Regions from separate parts of the Homo sapiens genome. Here region 1 is linked to region 2. Evidence: chromatin contacts called from ENCODE Hi-C or POLR2A ChIA-PET data. All regions are on one chromosome and are shown on one strand. The core of a region is the stretch at or near the end of the contact, and the rest is flanking DNA. Distances in the headings are between cores, read along the strand shown. Region 1 has its middle 16 kb from the start of ERN2. Region 2 holds the start of NDUFAB1 (NADH:ubiquinone oxidoreductase subunit AB1).

Evidence for each region. Hi-C counts contacts between places; a loop is a spot of excess contacts on that map. ChIA-PET counts read pairs that join two places held with the same protein, here RNA polymerase II (POLR2A). Pooled maps may share reads with other maps.
Region 1: a loop to region 2 is called in a pooled map, with 7 times the contacts of the local background. The contact joins the enhancer-like site here to the promoter of NDUFAB1 in region 2. A Hi-C loop is called at or near these places in 1 of 37 single-sample maps with no recorded cell type and 6 of 50 pooled maps. POLR2A ChIA-PET finds 5 or more read pairs at or near these places in 2 of 52 experiments (GM12878 and OCI-LY7).

The regions. Positions count from the first base shown.
Region 1 is chr16:23,725,661-23,732,098 of GRCh38, forward strand. No RefSeq gene overlaps it. Among named protein-coding and RNA genes, the nearest start is that of ERN2, 16 kb to the left of the region's middle. RefSeq lists an enhancer at 3,541-4,472. Within about 2 kb of position 2,316, at least 2 of the 41 ENCODE cell types and tissues checked have a DNase peak (open chromatin) inside an H3K27ac peak, as active enhancers do.
Region 2 is chr16:23,591,493-23,598,169 of GRCh38, forward strand. It overlaps NDUFAB1 (NADH:ubiquinone oxidoreductase subunit AB1), which reads right to left and starts at 4,824. Exons shown (of 5, transcript NM_005003.3): 1 at 4,631-4,824. The coding sequence starts at 4,798. RefSeq lists silencers at 2,560-2,736, 4,482-4,571.

The DNA of each region.
Region 1 (6,438 bases), core at 1,066-3,565, 130 kb after region 2:
GAGGCAGAAGTTGCAGTGAGCTGAGATCGTGCCACTGCAGTCCAGCCTGGGCAACAGAGTGAGATTCTGTCTCAAAAAGAATATATATATATATATATATATATATATATATATATATATATATACACACACACACACACACACACACACACACACACACACACACACACATATATATGAGGCTGGGCGTGGTGGCTCATGCCTATAATCCCAACACTTTGGGAGGCTGGGGAGAGAGGATTACTTGTGCCCAGGAGTTTGAGACCAGCCTAGGCAACACAGTGATACCCTGTCTCTACAAAAAATTTAAAAAATTAGCCAGGTGTGGTGGCATGCATCTGTGGTCCCAGTTACGTGGGAGGCTGAGGCAGGAGGATTGCTTGAGCCCAGGAGGTCAAGGCTGCAGTGAGCTGTGTTTGTGTTACTGCACTCCAGCCTGAGTGACAGAGCGAGTCCCTGTCTCAAAAAAAAAAAAAAAAATAGAGTTACAGTCATTGACTTGGAAGAATTTCTTTGAGTCACATTGAGAATTGCAAGATGAGAAAACAACCTTATAGGAACTTATTTTTGTAAAACTTTGCAATATGTTTGTAAGTTATTTTATATGAGCATGGAGAAAAATACAGAATGTAATATACTGGTTTGTTAACAGGGGTTTTGTGGTAGGCTGGAGGGAGTGTTATACTAATGAAGGAATAAAACCAGCAAAAAAGAAAGAAAAAAGCTACTAAAAAATAGAAAATACTCTCATTATGTATCCCATTTATATAAAGTTGGATGTATCTATGTGATATGCATGTATGCACTGATTTGCATATATGTCCTTGACCAAATGAAAGAGCTGTTTATATTATTATGCAGAAATGTTTTTTAAAAAACAACTTTGGGGACAGTGTCTCTCTCTGTCTCCCAGGCTCAAGTGTGCCCAGGCCGGTCTCGAGCTCCCAGCCTCAAGAAATCAGCAATCCTCCTGCCTCAGCCTCCCAAAGTGTTGGGATTACAGGCGTGAGCCACCACTCCTGGCCTGGAGCAGTTTTAATTCCCATGTTCACATACCCTGCCAGTTCTGCACATCATAAATTCAGTGGATTGGAATGTCTTTGGAAACAAAATGAGGGTCTTCCTTTTATCCTCCTCAAAAGAGTCACTGTTGCTGCACATATGTGATTTACTTAATTGCTAAGTAATTTTCAAGGAAGGTTTTCTTGTCTCCATTTCACAGATGAGCAAACTAAGTTTCATAGAGGTTAAGTAATTTGTCCAAGTTTACAAAGCTAGTAAGTGATGCGGCTGTGATTCAAACTTAGGTCTGTTGGACTCCTGAGTCTGCGAGCTTAATCTCTATGTTCTATTTCCTTCCTCCTATTTTCCCCTTGATGTTTTCCCATGGTTTGCTTCTTCTAGATCATGGTGGTGTGAACTAATGAGCCGATTAAGGTTTAGGCTTCAAATAAAGGAGCCATTGGTAAGCGGTCCTGTTGCCTGGGCAGAAACACTCCTTGGTGCTCATTTGGGCTATGCTAATGCACTGGCACGACACACTGGGTTTTTTGTTTTTTGTTTTTTTTTTTTTGAGACGGAGTTTCGCTCTTTTTGCCCAGACAGGAGTAGTGCAATGGCGCGATCTCGGCTCACTGCAACCTCCGCCTCCCGGGTTCAAGCGATTCTCCTGCCTCAGCCTCCCAAGTAGCTGGGATTACAGGAGCCCGCCACCACGCTCGGCCAATTTTTTTTGTATTTTTAGTAGAGACGGGGTTTTACCTTGTTGGCCGGGCTGGTCTTGAACCTCCTGACCTCATGATCCGCCCGCCTCGGCCTCCCAAAGTGCTGGGATTACAGGCGTGAGCCACTGCGCCTGGCCTGTTGTTTTTTTGAGACGGAGTTTCACTCTTGTTGCCCAGGCTGCAGTGCAATGGCGCGATCTCGGCTCACTGCAACCTCCGCCTCCCAAGTTCAAGCGATTCTTCTGCCTCAGCCTCCCGATACAGATGGCCGCCACCACGCCCGACTAATTTTTCTTTTTTTGTATTTTTAGTAGAGACGGGGTTTCACCATGTTAGCCAGGCTGGTCTTGAACTCCTGACCTCAGGTGATCCGCCCGCCTCGGCCTCCCAAAGTGCTGGGATTACAGGCATGAGCCACCGCTCCCGGCCCACACTGGGGTTTAAGGCCAAAGCTGGTCCCTTTATCTCCCCCAGGGAACCTCGTGGCCTCATATCTCCTCCAAGAGCTCACCCACGCACAGAGCTCAGTCATTTCACTTTCTCCTCCCAGCCCCGGGCATGAGTAACCATCTCCTTAACGTCGGAAGAAGGCCAGAAGTCCTGCGGGACTGGGTTTCAGAGGCGGAGTCCTGCAGATTTCTGTTTTGCCTCACGAGAGGCCTCTAATGGTAACATTTCAAACTGCAGGCTCATGATTCCATTGGAATGACAAAAGCAAGCCAAGGGTTCCAAGCTGTTGCAAGTATTGGTTACCCACGGAGAAGGGAGAGTGGGGAAGAAACAGGGTAGTAACTCGGCGGAGGCTTGAGGGAGGCTCCTGGGGGATCTAACTGCATTATGTTTCTTGATACAGATGCAGGGGGCATGAACACTTTATTGACTGATTGATTTAAAGACAGTTGCATTCTGCCGTCCAGACTGGAGTGCAGTGGCGCGATCTTGTCTTACTGCAACCTTCACCTCCCCGGTTCAAACGATCCTCCCATCTCAGCCTCCCAAGTCCAGTAGCTGGGACTACAGGCGCATGCCACCCTGTCCAGACATCATTAACAATTAACGTATACACACTTACAATTAAATACATTATATTAAAGACAAAAGTAATAAATACTCAAAATATATTTTCTAATTCTTTTACTGTTGCTTCTGAGCACACTTGGGATTCTTTCTATCTATGGTATCTGTATGGTGGAAATACTATTACTATGTAATGGTGGGTTACACAGAATCATATCCCAACTCCATTCCAGTGACATCACATTACCATTTTGGAATCAGTTATGGTGCAAGTATTTCTGCCGTGGAAGTCAGCAGATGCTACAAGTTGGGGCTTGATTTATATTTTGTTGACCCCCTAAACTTTTTTTTTTTTTTTTTTTTTGAGACAGGGTCTCACTCTGTCTCCCAGGCTGGAGTGCAGTGGCGCTATCTTGGCTCACTACAACCTCCGCCTCCTGGGTTCAAGCGATTCTCCTGCCTCAGCCTCCTGAGTAGCTGGAATTACAGGCATGCACCATTACGCCTGGCTAATTTTTGTATTTTCAGTAGAGACGGGGTTTCACCATGTTGGCCAGGCTGGTCTTGAATTCTTGACCTCAGGTGATCCTCCCGCCTCGGCCTCCCAAAGTGCTGGGATTACAGGCATGAGCCACCGCACCCGGCCGAAAATATTTTTTAGAAGTGTTGTGTCTGTTAATGACAAAAAATCAAGGAAATATTCTCCTTGTGTTTGAAATCTATTATCTGATTCAACAAAGAATTTCCTTTTGTCATTGAAAAATGAGTAAAGTTCCAAAAAAATCTTCTTTTCATTTTTCTCTTCCTAGTTGTTTATGTAAACAAAAATATCAACAAATATGCATGTCAGAGCTACACTTGCAGAGCCAGTTGTTAAAAGTCTACTAGTACATCATAAGTGATACTCAAATAAAAGGTTAAAAACCAATGAAGAAGCGGATACATGGATTTATGCCCTTATGGTAAAAATATGAGGGATTTCATACACAATGCTTTTGTTTAATTTTCTTAATAAAATATACAAACATTGAAAAGAAAACCTGGCTGGGTGTAGTGGATCATGCCTGTAATCCCAGCACTTTGGGAGGCTGAGGCAGGTGGACTGCTTGAGCCCAGGCATTCGAGACCAGCCTGGGCAACACAGTGAGACCTCCACTCTACAAAAAATCAAACCATGGTTCTACATGTCTGTGGTCTCACCTACTCGGGAGGCTAAGGCGGGAGGATTGCTTGAGCCCAGGCAGTCGAGGCTGCAGTGAGCTGTGATCACACCACTGCACACCAACTTGGGTGACAGAGATCTTGCCGCAAAAGAAAAGAAAAAGAAAACCTAATTACTAAAACAAGCAAAACCTTGCATCTCAGCCTCAAGCTTGCTGAGCAACCACCCCATTGAGCAGAATCTCTGCAGAGTCAAATAAGTTGCCTTGCGTAGTAGACACAGTGGGATCCCACCCCCATTTCCCAGCTGCAGTGAGTGTTGGCTGTTTACAGCCCATAGCCGTCTCCCTTCCTCAGAACATTGCCCTGGGATGATGCAAGCTGCCTCTCCTGGAAGCTACCCAATCCTGTGGTCCTCAGAAAAGCCCCGCCCCTGTTCTCCAGGAAGAACCTTTCTGCACTATAGCCTATGCCCTACAAACCCTCACTGATCAGACCAAGGCTAGACTTTTCCTGAGACCACATCTTTGCTCCATCTCTCTCCCTGCCTCACCCTGTTTCCCTTTTCTCCCTTATATTTGTTTCCAGAAGAAATAAATGAATAAACCCTATGCATCGGAAGCCCTATCTCAGGCTTTGCTTCCAGAGGAATCAAGCTAAAATACCCTGGTTTGGCGGGATGTGGTGCCTCATGCCTGTAATCCCAGCACTTTGGGAGGCCAAGGTGGATGGATCACTTGAGGTCAGGAGTTTGAGACTAGCCTGGCCAACATGGCGAAACCCCATCTCTATTAAAAATACAAAAATTAGGCTGGGTGCAGTGACTCATGCCTGTAATCCCAGCACTTTGAGAGGCCGAGGCGGGTGGATCACGAGGTCAGAGGTTCGACACCAGCCTGGGCAACATGGAGAAACCCCGTCTCTACTAAAAATACAGAAATTAGCTGGGTGTGGTGGCGTGTGCCTGTAATCCCAGTTACTCAGGAGGCTGAGGTAGGAGAATTGCTTGAACTCAGGAGGCAGAGGTTGCAGTGAGCCAAATCGTGCCATTGCACTCCAGCCTGGGCGACAAGAGCAAGATTCTGTCTCAAAAAAAAAAAAAAATTAGCTTGGCATGGTGGCGGGCACCTGTAATCCCAGCTACTCAGGAGGCTGAGGCGGGACAATTGCTTGAACCCAGGAGGTGGAGATTGCAGTGAGCTGAGATCGCACCACTGTGCTTGAGCCTGGGCAACAGAGCGAGACTCCATCTCAAAAAATAAAAGTAAAGATAAAATAAAATAAAATAAAAAAAATGTCCTGGATGCCCAGGCTTTGAGAAGAAAACCTAGGAGCATCAAACAACTTCCTGAGCTTGAGCTTGTACTTGAGAATAAGCTTTTATCTCAAGTGGGCTAAATTTCTGCAAATCATTTCTCTTCTGGCTAATGAGGGCTGGGAGTTGTTTCTGGTGCACAGCCTGGGAACTTATTACAAATTCCTGGTCCCACCCCAGATCTATTGAGTCAGGAACCAGCCATTTGTGCCTTAGCAAATCCTCCAGGCCATTCTGATGCATCCTAGAGTTGGAGAACTACCAGTCTAAGTGTGATAAAATATTATTCTCTGAGTGGGGAGATGCAACACCCAGGGAACAGACTTATCCCTCCACCTCTCCCCTAGAACAAGGGGGTTAACTTCTTGATGGAGGATTTCTCCCAGTTCACAGGTGGGGAAATGAGGACAATTGGCATCTTGGAAAAACCAAAAGCAAGAAAGCTTTCCCTCTTTTCTTTTTTTAAAAATAATATTTATTACCCTACATGGTTTCTCCTCTCTCTCTCTCTCTTTTTTTTTTTTTTTTTTTGAGACAGTCTCACTCTGTCACCCAGGCTGGAGTGCAGTGGTATGTATCTTGGCTCACTGCAACCTCTGCCTCTTGGGTTCAAGTGATTCTCCCACCTCAGCCTCCCCGGTAGCTGGGATTACAGGTACAAACCACCACATCCAGTTAATTTTTGTATTTTTAGTAGAGACAGGGTTTCACTATGTTGGCCAGGTTGGTCTTTAACTCCTGACCTCAAGTGATCTGCCCGCCTCCACCTCCCAAAGTGCTGGGATTACAGGCATGAGCCACTATGCCTGGCTTTTTTTTTTTTTCCTTCTATCTCTCCATCTATACACTTTTCCTTAGCTGACAATAGCAACATTATTTTAGACTTTGAGATCTTGAATCTTGCTCTTGGGTTGGGAAATGCTACTTTAAGAAAGAATCAGTGCTTTGATTTTAACTAGCTGCAATGGTCATCTTTGGTTCTGATATTTGCTTGTATTTTCTAAATTTGGGGGTGTGTAACTGGTCCTGAGATATCCTTGTGAGTTCTGTTGACTTCTAGAATTTTGGAAAGGTGAGACATGCTGAACTGAATAACCCAATTCTACAGGCCTCGAAGGACTCACATGATCCACCGACCTATCTGAATGAGCTCTTTCAGTCTATCAAGATGGGCCAGGTGCAGTGTCTCATGTCTGTAATCCCAGCACTTTGGGAAGTCAA
Region 2 (6,677 bases), core at 3,574-6,073:
CCTCTCAAACTCAACAGTTTGGAAATGAACTCCTGACCTGTCTCCAAAACTCCTGCTTACAGACCTCTGTTCCTTCTCCGCCACCTGGGGCTTATTCCTTCAATAAGCCCTGTTTCATGTTCACTCCCTATGACCTTTGCAGAGAATACCCACAATTCCTCGCTGCAGCATACAGCTCCCTTCATGATATGCTCACTCTCTTCCCCCCAACAATGTTCCCTTCCAGACACCCTAAGAGTCAACCACAAGGAGGTAAGTGCCAGGCTCTTCCTGGCCTCTGCACAGGCCTTCAAGATCACGTTCACTGAGAGATTGGTCAAGTATCTCTTTTTGCTTTTGCACTACACACACCTGTTTCACAATGCCTTGCCTTTATTTACACGACTGTCTCAGAAGCCTGGGAACTTTACCTGTGTGCCAAGAACTGTGCAATGGGCTGGAAATGCAAAGATGAATAAGACACAACCTTCCCCCAAAAGAAGCTTACACTCTAATGGAAAAGACCAATCCACAGATCATTTTAGTTGAAATAAAAATATGGCAAGCACCATGACAGAAGTATCTGTAGGCTGATGCAATAACAAAAGTTGTCACTCAGTCCTTGAGTGGCCGGAAAGGAGGATGCCAGACTTGGATTTGGTGAGGAAAAGAGCTGAGACTGATAATTCAAGGAGAGGGAAGAACAGGTCAAGAAAACGAAATGAGGTCAGGCGTGGTAGCGCAGGCCAGTTATCCCAGCTAGTCAAGGGACTGAGGCAGAAGGATTGCTTGAGCCCAGGAGTTTGAAGCTGCACTGATATATGATCATGCCACTGCACTCCAGCCTAAGTGACAGAGACCTTGTCTGGAAAAAAAAAAAAAAAAAAAGTCATGAAAGTGCAGTGCCTGTGTCTATGTGAGAAGACATCAGCTCATGTTGGGAGATGGTACACAGATGACAGGCTTGGAGGCTAAGAGGGAGGGCCCAGGTCTGCAGAGCCTTAAGGGCCATGGGAAGGGACTGGGACTTTGTCTGGTCCTGGTCCCAGTCCTGGAATAGCTAGCTTTTTTTTGTACAAGTGCTGTCTTCATCTGCGTACCATGCCCCATAGAACTGCTGGAAATTATCTTTGTGCTCCATCTGCTAGACAGTGTAGATTCGGGGCCTACCTGGATCAAGTATAAGACTTCCAGGCTGCATTTTAGGCCATTGCCCTTGGTTTTTGTTTTTTTGTTTTTTCCTTACCTTCTATTTTATATCATCTGGTATTTTTATACCCAGGAAAACTGCCTTAGCTCCTTTTGGGAAAAAGGGTGTAAATGAGTGACTAGTTGCTCTGAAGTTGGCATAGTGGATGGATTTGAGGAGAGGAAATTTCACAGCAGGGAATAGGTAGCATGAGCAATGGTCCAAATGAGATGAACAAGGACTGGAGGCGGAGGTCTGGGATATACAGCAATAACAGAAACCAGGAGTGAAGAGTCCAGGGAGCATGTGTGGTAAGAGAACTCGGGAGCCCACCAACATTTAAGGGTTAGGCACACCAGGTGTGATGGCTCATGCCTGTAATCCCAGCACTTGGGAGGCTGAGGCAGGAGGATTGCTTGAGCCCAAGAGTTCACAACTAGCCTAGGCAACATAAGGAGATTCCGTCTCTAAAAAGAAGACAGACATCAAAAAATTAGGGGTGGTGGCTCATGCCTGTAGTCCCAGCTACTCAGGAAGCTGAGGCAGGAGGACCATTTGAGTCCAGGAGGTCAAGGCTGCAGTGAGCCACGATCATGCCACTGCACTCCAGCCTGAAAGGCAAAGTGTCCCAACAAGGTAGGAGGACAAACCAACCAAGGGAGAACAGTGTCACAACAGCCTAGGGAAGAAGACAGCAGCAGAGAAGGAGCCAGCAAGTTGGACATAAGGGCTGCAAAGCGTTCAATGAAGATGTAAGCTAATGTCTTCCTTTTGTATCCATCTCTGTATCTCTCAACAGCTAGCATGAGTCCTGGCACACAGCTGGCCCTCAATATCTTTGAATGAACTTAGTCAAAACCACTTTGTAAATATAAATAAAATGGTTCCTCTGCTATATATGCAAGCCAAGCCGCCATAGTGGAACATTTCTGAGCTCCTTGCCATTCAAAGCATGGTCCAAGGAACACCCGCAGCAGGATCTTCTGGAAGCCCACTGGAGGTGGAAACTCTCTGGCCCCTTCCCAGAACTGAATCAGAATCTGTATTCCAGCCTAAGTGATCTGTATGTCCAATCAACTGAGAATCAATGCTGTAAGAACAAAGACAGTCACTTCACATTTTAGCCCAATGTTGAAATCAATCTTAGGAACCAGACACTCATCAATTCTAACTACTGCCTTTTTAACCCTTATTTATTTATTTATTTATTTATTTATTTATTTATTTATTTATTTATTGAGATGGAGTCTGGCTCTGTCGCCCAGGCTGGAGTGCAGTGGCACGATCTCGGCTCACTGAAAGCTCTGCCTCCCGGGTTCATGCCATTCTCCTGCCTCAGCCTCCCGAGTAGCTGGGACTACAGGCGCCCGCCACCACGCCCGGCTAATTATTTTGTATTTTTAGTAGAGACGGGGTTTCACCGTGTTAGCCAGGATGGTCTCCATCTCCTGACCTCGTGATCCGCCCGTCTCGGCCTCCCAAACTGCTGGGATTACAGGCGTGAGCCATCGCGCCTGGCCTTTAACCCTTAATTTCAAGGTGACACTTTTCACCTTTTGATACAGCCAACAGGGCAGTGCCCAATGAATGAATCCATTACACTGTCAGTGAACAGCAACACTGGCTTCACAAAAGAAACACTTGATGACTTCTAAAAATAGTCGCCTAGTACTCACTTCTAGATTCTGTCGATCTGGCACGGGCTGGCTGGCTTATTTAAGACGGTCTGCCTCCCAGACTGGAGTGCAGTGGCATCATCTCAGCTCCCTAAAACCTCTGCCTCCTGGGTTCAATCGATCCTCCCACCTCAGCCTCCTGAGTAGCTGGGACTACAGGCGCGTGCCACCACGCCCGGATAATTTTTTGTATGTTTAGTAGAGACGGGGTTTCACTGTGTTAGCCAGAATGGTCTCGATCGCCTGACCTCGTGATCCGCCCGCCTCGGCATCCCAAAGTGCTGGGATTACAGGCATAAGCCACCGCGCCCGGCCTAATTTCTGTATTTTTTGTAGAGACGGGGTTCCACCATGTTGCCTAGGAGGGTCTCAAACTCCTGGGCTCAAGCGATTCGCCCGCCTCGGCCTCCCAAAGTGCTGGGATTACAGGCGTGAGCCACCACGCCTGGCCAGACACACTTATTTTTCACACTAACATGCAGTCAAGGTTGAAACCACTATTACCTGAAGTCTATGACTTTGAAAAGGGGTTTCATAACTTGACCTTGGGAGTCTATCCTACCTTAAGACGGTTATTTTTATTCCCAACTGCACTTCAGAGTCATCTGGAGAACTTAGAAAACAACAAAAAAAAGGCAGGGCGCGGTGGTTCACGCCTGTAATCCCAGCACTTTGGGAGGCCGAGGCGGGTGGATTGCGAGGTCGGGAGTTCAAGACCAACCTGGCCAATATGATGAAACCCCGTCTCCACTAAAAATACAAAACTTAGCCGGGCATGGTGGCGGGCGCCTGTAGTCCCAAATACTCGGGGGGGCTGAGGGAGGAGAATTGCTTGAACCTGAGAGGCGGAGGTTGCCGTTAGCCGGAGGTTGCAGTGAGCTGAGATCACGCCACTGCATTACAGCCTGGGTGACAGAGCGAGACTCTGTCTCAAAAACAACAACAACAACACCGAAATCACTGCCTCCCGGCGTTTCAGCCTCACGCAGATTTCATCAGCTCAAGCTATATACTACAGGTACAGTCGTTCCTTGGTATTTGCGCAGATTGGTTCCAGGACCCCCGACTATACCCAAATCCCCGCACACTCACGTCCCGCAGTCAGCCTTGCAGAATCCGCTTATAGGAAGAGCCTGCCCTCCTTATACGCGGGGCGGCACATCCCGTAAATACTGGTCGCGTTTGGTTGAAAAAAAATCCGCATATAAGTGGACCCGCGCAATTCAAATCCTTATTGGTCAAAGGTCACTTGGCTTGTTTCCTAGAATTACTTCCAGGAGTCCTGGACACAGGCAGAAGGTGCTGCAGGGAAGAGTAAGGACAGAACTGCAGAGAGAAAACCGCTCTGGAGAAGGCTGTAGGCCAGTGTGGCTGCCTCTTTGCATGCTGCTTTCACTACAATACGGTGACCGCTATTTTGAGACCGTACGAGGTGCTCTAGCCGCATTAACTCATCTAATCCTCATTGCTACTCCGCAAGGTAGAGACCAGGATCCCAATTTTGCAGGTGAGTGTGAGCCAGGCTAGGAGACTTGTCCAAAGTTTCGGTAAGCGGCAGCCCAGCAGTGCTGGACTCGAGTCAGTGCTCTTGCTCGTTATTACGAGGTCACCCGGCCTCCCGTCAGGGGTCAACTAAACACCTTTAGGCAGCGGGGCTGCGGAGCGAGCCGGCTGCCCCCCGGGTCACCCCTGCCTGCAGCTGGCGCGCCCCGGATGCCCGGCCCCCACCCCCACCGGGCCCAATCCCTGACCCTTGCCAAGCGGCAGCAAAGTCACCACGAGTCACCTGCGCGAGCACTAAGGCCGGCTGCAAAGTCCCGAGCCTCGTCTGGGTCCCCGCGGAGCAGAGAGCGGTGCTGAGAGGCCGGGCCACGGCCAGCATCCGGACCCGGGGCAGCGGCGCAAAGGCCGCGGGCAGGCGGCTGACATAGGCTGAAAGGACACGAGACGCCATGGCTACGCCAACCCAGGATGCACTGCGCCGCCGCCTCCGGACCAGGGTTCCTTTCCGGCGGCGCGCAGGCGACGCACACGGCAGCGCTGTCGGGCACCGCCGGCGGTGGCGGCCCCTGGCGGCTCCTGGAGGCACTGCGCCCTCGGAGCCCATCCAGGTTCGGGGACGAACAACTGCTTGGTGTCACAACTAAACTGTGCAGACGTCGCCGTCTTTCCCTAAACGACACGGCACGAGAAACCTACTTTCATTTTTTATCTGAAAGTTCTGAAATACATCTGTTTAAACGTTTGGGGCCGGGTGCGGTGGCTGACGCCTTTAATCCTAGCACTTTGGGAGGCCAAGGTGGCAGGACTGTTTGAGCTCAGGAGTTCAAGACCAACCTGGCCAACACGGCAAGACTCCGTCTCTATTACAAAAAAGATTAAAAGAAAAAAAGGACAAAGTTTTGATTCCACAATTCTTCCACAAGTATTAACATTTATTGAATAGGTAAAAAAATATATATAATAATGTGAAAAAATAATCAATTTCAATACCTAAGACTAATAAATGTGAGAATTACGATTAAAACAATATACATGTTTTAAAACTTGACAGTGTATAATATAGCTGTCAGGTCCACGACTATGCCAACTGTCATGCCCACAGCCAGGTTCCAGCCCATATCGAGGTCTGAGGGGAGTGGGTGGATGAACAGATAGCTGAAAGAACACTCAGGGGACGGTAGGCAGGTGAAAGATGATTTTATTCAGCAGCAGCTCTCATCAGCAGCTTACTTACACTAGTTCTCTCACACTGTCTGCCTTGTCTCAGCTGCTTAGTCCCATGGCTCCCCCACACAACTGCGAGGCTGGCTCTCCCTTGCCTTCAGGGTCAGCAGCTTAACTCTCTCTCAGCTGTGATCTGGCTCCCCCTGTCTGTCTGCAAAGACTGACAGCTCTGGCTCTCTCTTTCTCTGGGCACGAACGCCTGTACAGTATCAGCAGGGCAATTATACCTTTTACAGAAAATAGTGGCTTAGAGCCAAGTGATGACCTTCCCATGTTATGCCTACATGGCTGTGATAACAAGTGGAGTTATACGCCTCTGTCTAAACTTGCTGAGTCACGCAGGATGTAAACATCTTACCTTGGCCTATCCTTGACCAAAGCACAGCCATGTTCCTTACAATAGCTAACAAAAATAGGTAAGCGAGGGAGGAGTTTAAGAAGGCTAATTCCTATTTCTAAGCAGGGAGCTAAAGGATATTGACTGAAATGGAAACACACGGGATAATGACTCCAAATTCTGAAATCTGCCTGAATGAATGATCCAATAATGTCACCAGTTTTACCTCAATTTCTTTTTATTTTTGTTAAATCCAAGTAAAATAAAATGTAATGGTATGCTGCCAGGCGCGGTGGCTCATACCTGTAATCCCAGCACTTTGGGAGGCCAAGGTGGGTGGATCACGAGGTCAAGAGATCGAGACAATCCTGGTCAACATGGTGAAACCCCATTTCTACTAAAAATACAAAAATTAGTTGGGTGTGGTGGTGCGCGCCTGTAGTCCCAGATACTCAGGAGGCTGAGGCAGGAGAATCGCTTGAACTTGGGAGGCAGAGGTTGCAGTGAGCCGAGATTGCGCCACTGCACTCCAGGCTGGCAAAAGAGCAAGACTCCATCTCAAAAAAAAAAAACGAAAACAAAAAAAACATAGTTTCATCCCACTGTTGTAAAATAATTTCTATTTATTATAGCATTCCTTTAAAACTCGAGTGTCTGGGGGCCAGGCATGGTGGGTCAAACCTGTAATCCCAGCATTTTGGGAGGCTGAGGCAGGTGGATCACCTGATGTCAGGAGTTTGAGACCAACCTGGACAACATGGTGAAACCC